Linked DNA regions of Homo sapiens: region 1 is linked to region 2. Evidence: read pairs that join two places in POLR2A ChIA-PET (ENCODE). Cell type or tissue: Caco-2. All regions are shown on one strand. Each heading gives the region's core, and the rest is flanking DNA. Links, peaks and the distances in the headings are about the cores only. Region 1 has its middle 57 kb from the start of WTIP. Region 2 holds the start of WTIP (WT1 interacting protein).

Region 1 (2,907 bases), core at 294-2,793, 58 kb after region 2:
TTGAATACTGGACATTTGAATCTTACAATATGATATCTCTGGAAATCATATTTCCCCCCTTCCCCTGGATTTGCTGCACTTTTGCCTTTGTTTGTATTATTATGAGATAACTGTGCACCAGAGATCAGCCTAAAATAAAAGCTGAAGAAGGTTTTTTCAGTGCTTGTATCTTTCCATGAGCATGTGAGGCGGCTTTCTGAATTCTTCTGTATATGTAGTTGTTTTTGAATTAAAAAAAATAGGTGCAAGTCTTTAAAATCTCCTGAAAGTCACTTCATCCAGTGGGGGTTGAAACAATGATGACTAGCCTACAAGCCCACAAGCCCACAAGATCAGAAGCACCAATCCACAGTCAGAACACAGAACCATATGGCCTTGTCATTGTCTTGTATCTTGCATCAATTACTTCTGCATATACAGCTTTTTTCCTCTAACACAATTGCAATTTGTTTAAAGACTGACTCCCCCTCAACAGCAAAGAATTAAGCGTCCAGGAAGTGCTCAGTGATATGTGCCTTGATTCTTTCTAGATGTTTACCAACAACTGAGCTCTAATCACATTTGACTGGCCCAAGGCTAACAAGGAAACTTTGACTTTCCAGGCATCGGTGATCTTCAATGACAGGCTGTAACCTCTACTCAGGAAGAGTGAGGGCAGTGGCACCCAGTCCATGGGACTCTGTACTCAGAGATGATGCTGAAGACCTGTAGTCCTCTGGTCTCCATGGGTAAAGCCTCCCCTTTCCTCTATGTGAAGCCTGACAGCCTCCTTCAGTTGGCCTTTTTTCCAGCTCTGTAGGGCACCGTCCTTCCTTCTCACAGACCTGCTGAATTCTCATCTCATCTCCTATCTGGTCTCTTTGTTTCCCCTCAGGTTATTTTGGGCGAGAAACATTCCCTCAAAATGGCTCAGATACTAAAGGATTTGTTGTAAGGAAATGGGTGCATTTTGTAAGAGCTCCCTCAAAAATGTGAAACAGTAAATACATAAGAGCGACAAGTGATTAGATGTGACATCTGAGACCAGAATGATGAAGCAACCATGAGAAGACAATGATGATGAAATCAATAGCTAATACTTATTGAATGCTATTAAGAGGCCAGGCATTGTTGTAAACACTTTGCATCAATTAACTCATCTAATTTTCATAATAATGCTGTGAGATAGCTTTATTACCATTTTATAGATGGAGAAACTGAGGCATGACATAGTGAAGTAGTTTGTCCAAGGTCACACAAAGCCAGTATACATGCAACTTGGATTTAAACCCAGGTAACATGACTCCAAAGCTTAATGCTCTTCACACACACACCTTGGAGCTATTAAAGGGTATGCATTGTTTATCTATTAGGTCCACAGTGGATGCTTAAGAAATGGTTAATAGGTATGACTGAGGAAATAATATGATGTCAGTGACATCGTAACATCATTATGACATCAGCCCAACCTTCTATCATAACAAAGTCATGGTCTCTTATTGCTCTTAAAAGCTTCATATCTTAATTTAAAAATATGGCCTTCTGGCTGGGTGTGGTGGCTCATGCCTGTAATCCCAGCACTTTGGGAGGCCGAGGCGGGCAGATCACTTGAGGTCAGGAGATCAAGATTAGCCTGGCCAACATGGTGAAACCCTGTCTCTACTAAAAATACAAAAAATTAGCTGGGTGTGGTGGCACATGCCTGTAATCCCAGTTACTCAGGAGGCTGAGGTAGGAGAATTGCTTGAACCCGAGAGGTGGAGGTTGCAGTGAGCTGAGATTGCACCATTTCACTCCAGCTTGGGCAACAAGAGTGAAACTCCATCTCAAAAAAAAAAAAAAAAAAAAAAAGATGGCCTTCTTTTTCCTAATTCTGTTATTGTGAAGGCACTTTAATTCCAGAAATGTAAAGCATTATTATGTGTATGCTCATGCTTTTTAAATGACAAAGCACAGGTCTTTGGATGAATCCTGTCATAACAAAGTGACATGGTGGCATAAAACTATGTGTAGTGGAAACAAAAAAAATCTGGGCATTATAGGACTACTTCATCTTTGTGGTACCAGTTCCTTGGGAGAGCTGAAGAAGGACAGAGAATGAGAGAAAAGAAAGCTACTGTCATTATCCCATAAGTATATATGTGGTAGCCAGACTATCCATAATTACAGCAGTTTGATACCACGTCATGCTTCCTTAGTTATATTTACTTTGGAGTCAGAGTGGTGTCCTGCTGCCAGGCTGGAAAGCAGTGGTGTGATGATGCCTCACTGTGACCTTAAACTCCTGTACTCAAGCAATCCCTCCCCACTCAGCCTCCTGAATAGCTAGGACTGCAGGCATATGCCTACACCTGGGTAATTAAAAAATATATATTTTTAGAGATCGAGTCTTGCTATGTTGCCCAGGCTGGTCTTGAACTCCTGGCTTCAAACAATCCTCCTGCCCCAGCCTCCCAAATTTCTGGGATTACAGATATGTTCCATTGCACCTGGCCCTTCCTTACTTATAAGTCTAAGATCCCTCAATGTTTCATAGAATTTCAATATAAATTTCAGGATTAAAATTAAATCAAATGAAAGATAAAATCCCTGCAGAATAGTAAAAATTTACCACCCCATTCCAAACCTACTGTCTCTATTCCAAAGTGCTATTGGAATATGCCTCTATGCTTTTAGCTTTCAGTTAAGGTAGTACATGTATCAGAGGAGATATGTTTTGTTGAAAGTCAGAAACCTTATCACTCATTCCACACCAGAATTATTGTATGTATAACATAATGTTCCTTTTAAAAATAACATATCTTATGATTCTCACCTGCCATAGTGAACAAAATCTGAAGCATAATCCATATCACAGCCCTTCACTTACATCAGTGTCCATACACTCCAAATCAAATTGATCTGCATTACCTTTCTAATCACAAGATA
Region 2 (2,907 bases), core at 131-2,630:
TTTTTGATAACTTCCCTTGAATAGATGTTTAGCAGCAGTATTACTGCTTCTAAGTTTCGTGTTCGTTTGTGCGGATGTTGACACCGCCAAACTGCTCTTCCCAAAAGGATATCCCAATTTGCACTCATACCAGTAGCATATGTGCAACTGTTTCACCACAGTCCTGCCAATATTGTAATTTTTAAATAGTAGATAATGCAGTCCATGAAATGTGATATGACTGAACTGGCTTTTCCTTTCTCATTTGAAAGGTAGACCATTTTTCATGTCCTGGCTTCCCTGGGTATTTGCTCTCCCAAATGCTGGCTTCTAGACCCCGCACGGAGTCTCATGCCTGTAATCTCAGCGTTTTGTGTGGTGGTGTGCGCCTGTACTCCTACGTACTCAGGAGTCCGAGGTGGGAGGATTGCTTGAGCCCAGGAGGTTGAGACTCTGGGGTGTGTGTGATCACTGTGAGCTGTGATCACACCACTGTACTCCAGCCTGGGGGACAGAGCGACACCTTGTCTGAAAAAAACAAAACAGCGCAACTCCCCCACCCTCCGCGCACACGAAATGCTTGCTTCCACTTCCCCTACCCTGGTGGGGCAGGGGCTGGAACTCCGCAGGCTATGGGAAGGTGCTGGGGTTAGCGGCCCCAGCGGGTGCTCAGTGGTGTTGAGGCCACACTGCCCTGGGCGGTCTGGCCGGGACAGTTCCCGTGCGGGCTCCCTGCGCGCTGAGCCACTGTAGGCGCCTTCCCGAAAATCTCTGAGCAGAGAGGGCCTGGAAAACAGTACTCTCTCACGCAACACTTTTCTTGGATCCATCAGGCCCTGACAGATAACGGTTTGGTTTTCTTCCCTATAGCCGTGTGACTTGTACAAGGGATTTTAGTTGTGTCCTTGGGCACGAAGCCCTAGTCACCTCTCGATTCCCCACCTATGTGGCCCCTATGGCCCCGCTGGTTCCAGGACCTCCCCTCGAAGCCTCACCCACCACCCTGGATGCAGGTGCTGGAAAAGGGAGGAGTCCCCATATTTCACGGGGACTGCCTGTGATGGCCACAGGGGAGGCTCGCCGCCCACCGGCTCTGAGCCTGAGGCCTGCTTCTAGCCTGGCCTTGGGGGCCTGGGCGAAGCGACCCAGCGCGAGGACCAGTCCCCAACCAACCCGCTCCTAGTTCTGGGCGCCTTCCCCAGCAGTCAGATGGGGGCTTCAGAGGCCGGTGCGCGGCCACATGGCCCCGGGCCAGGCAGGGGGTCGTGGGGACGCATCTGCGCTAGGCGCACAGTATTCCTGGGCGCGGGACGGGCGAAGCGCCGTGGGTTCCAAGCTGAGCTGGGTCGGCCCTGCAGCGCCGGAGAGCAAGGCGGCGCAGGGAAGGGAGATGGGGCGGGATGTGGGGAAAGCTGTCGACTGCTTGGATCTCTCCGGCCCGGATGGCGCCAGCTGCCTCCAGCTCAGCCTGCGGAAATCCGAGCTCTTCCCAGCGGCCCGACGGCCCGGGCGCCCCGCAGACCCTGGGCTCTCCCCGCGGTGCCTCCGCCGCCCGCCCCTGCGTCCTGGCCCGGCCTCCACGCCCCTCCGAGGTCCCGGCGCAGCGCGGCCGCCGCCACTCCCCCCACATTCCAGAGGCCGCAGCGCCGTCTCCTTCCTCGCATTCCTGCCCCCGCAAAGGAGTCCCTCCGCCCCGCGCGAGGCCGCGGCGAGGAGGGGGCGCGGCCCGGCGCCTGGGAGCTTACATTCCTCCGCCGCGCGCGCCGCCGAGCAGGGCGCCGCGTCCCCCGGCCCGCGCGTGGCCGCCGGAACGACCCCGGCCCGGCGCCGGCCCCGCCCCGCCCCGCGCCCAGGGGTCCCGGGGCGGGCTCCGGGCTTCGGGCGGACGATGCGGCGGCCCGGCCGGAGCGGCGGCGGGAAGCGGAGGCGGAGGTGACGCGCCAGGGCCGGCGGGCCGGGCCATGCAGCGCTCCAGGGCGGGCGCGGACGAGGCGGCCCTACTCCTGGCCGGGCTGGCCCTGCGGGAGCTGGAGCCCGGGTGCGGCTCTCCCGGTCGGGGGCGGCGGGGGCCGCGGCCTGGGCCTGGAGACGAGGCGGCGCCCGCGCTGGGCCGCAGAGGGAAGGGCAGCGGCGGCCCCGAGGCCGGGGCGGACGGACTGAGCCGCGGGGAGCGGGGTCCCCGGCGCGCGGCGGTTCCGGAGCTCAGCGCGCAGCCTGCGGGCAGCCCACGGGCCAGCCTGGCGGGGTCCGACGGCGGCGGCGGTGGCGGCAGCGCCCGATCCAGCGGCATCAGCCTGGGCTACGACCAGCGCCACGGCAGCCCGCGCTCCGGTCGCTCGGACCCGCGTCCCGGTCCCGGGCCGCCTTCGGTGGGCAGCGCCCGCTCCAGCGTTTCCAGCCTCGGCTCCCGGGGCTCGGCCGGCGCCTACGCTGACTTCCTCCCGCCCGGCGCCTGCCCCGCGCCCGCTCGCTCCCCGGAGCCTGCGGGGCCGGCTCCCTTCCCGCTGCCTGCACTCCCGCTGCCCCCTGGCCGGGAGGGCGGCCCAAGCGCGGCCGAGCGGCGGCTGGAGGCGCTCACCCGGGAGCTGGAGCGGGCGCTCGAGGCGCGCACGGCGCGGGACTACTTCGGTGAGCTCGCTCGGCCCGGCAGTTCCCTGCGCGCATGGCTGGGGTCCGGGGTTCCGAGACTGCCTCGGGTAGGCGGCCGGATCAGCGGAGGAGAGCACGGGGCTGGCTGGGGGTGCAGCAGTGCACGGGGTTGGGACGAGGAAGGTGCATCCCCTGGGGACTGGGGAGCGCAAAGGGTGAGTGAGTGCGCCTGGATCCCCAGCAGCGGCTTCACCCCTGCCTCTGGGTCCCCCGACACACGAGGGGTTCTGGCCGAGTGAGTTGATGTGCGGTTCCTAACTTAACAGGCAAGTCAGGTTC

Evidence for each region. Peaks named below come from ENCODE experiments on the same cell type or tissue, not always from the same donor. Only the 100,000 strongest peaks of a DNase experiment are listed, where the experiment ranks them.
Region 1: POLR2A ChIA-PET joins it to region 2 with 10 read pairs; 2 of 35 experiments call an interaction of 5 or more read pairs at or near these places.

What each region holds. Positions count from the first base shown.
Region 1 is chr19:34,537,388-34,540,294 of GRCh38, forward strand. No RefSeq gene overlaps it. Among named protein-coding and RNA genes, the nearest start is that of WTIP, 57 kb to the left of the region's middle. In Caco-2, for the core only: no CTCF peak of the experiment used is centred there; no DNase peak of the experiment used is centred there.
Region 2 is chr19:34,480,035-34,482,941 of GRCh38, forward strand. It overlaps WTIP (WT1 interacting protein), which reads left to right and starts at 1,724. Exons shown (of 8, transcript NM_001080436.2): 1 at 1,724-2,607. The coding sequence starts at 1,941. RefSeq lists enhancers at 797-1,451, 1,452-2,107, 2,108-2,762. In Caco-2, for the core only: no CTCF peak of the experiment used is centred there; DNase peaks (open chromatin) are centred at 1,064 and 1,617; H3K4me3 peaks cover 1,708 bases.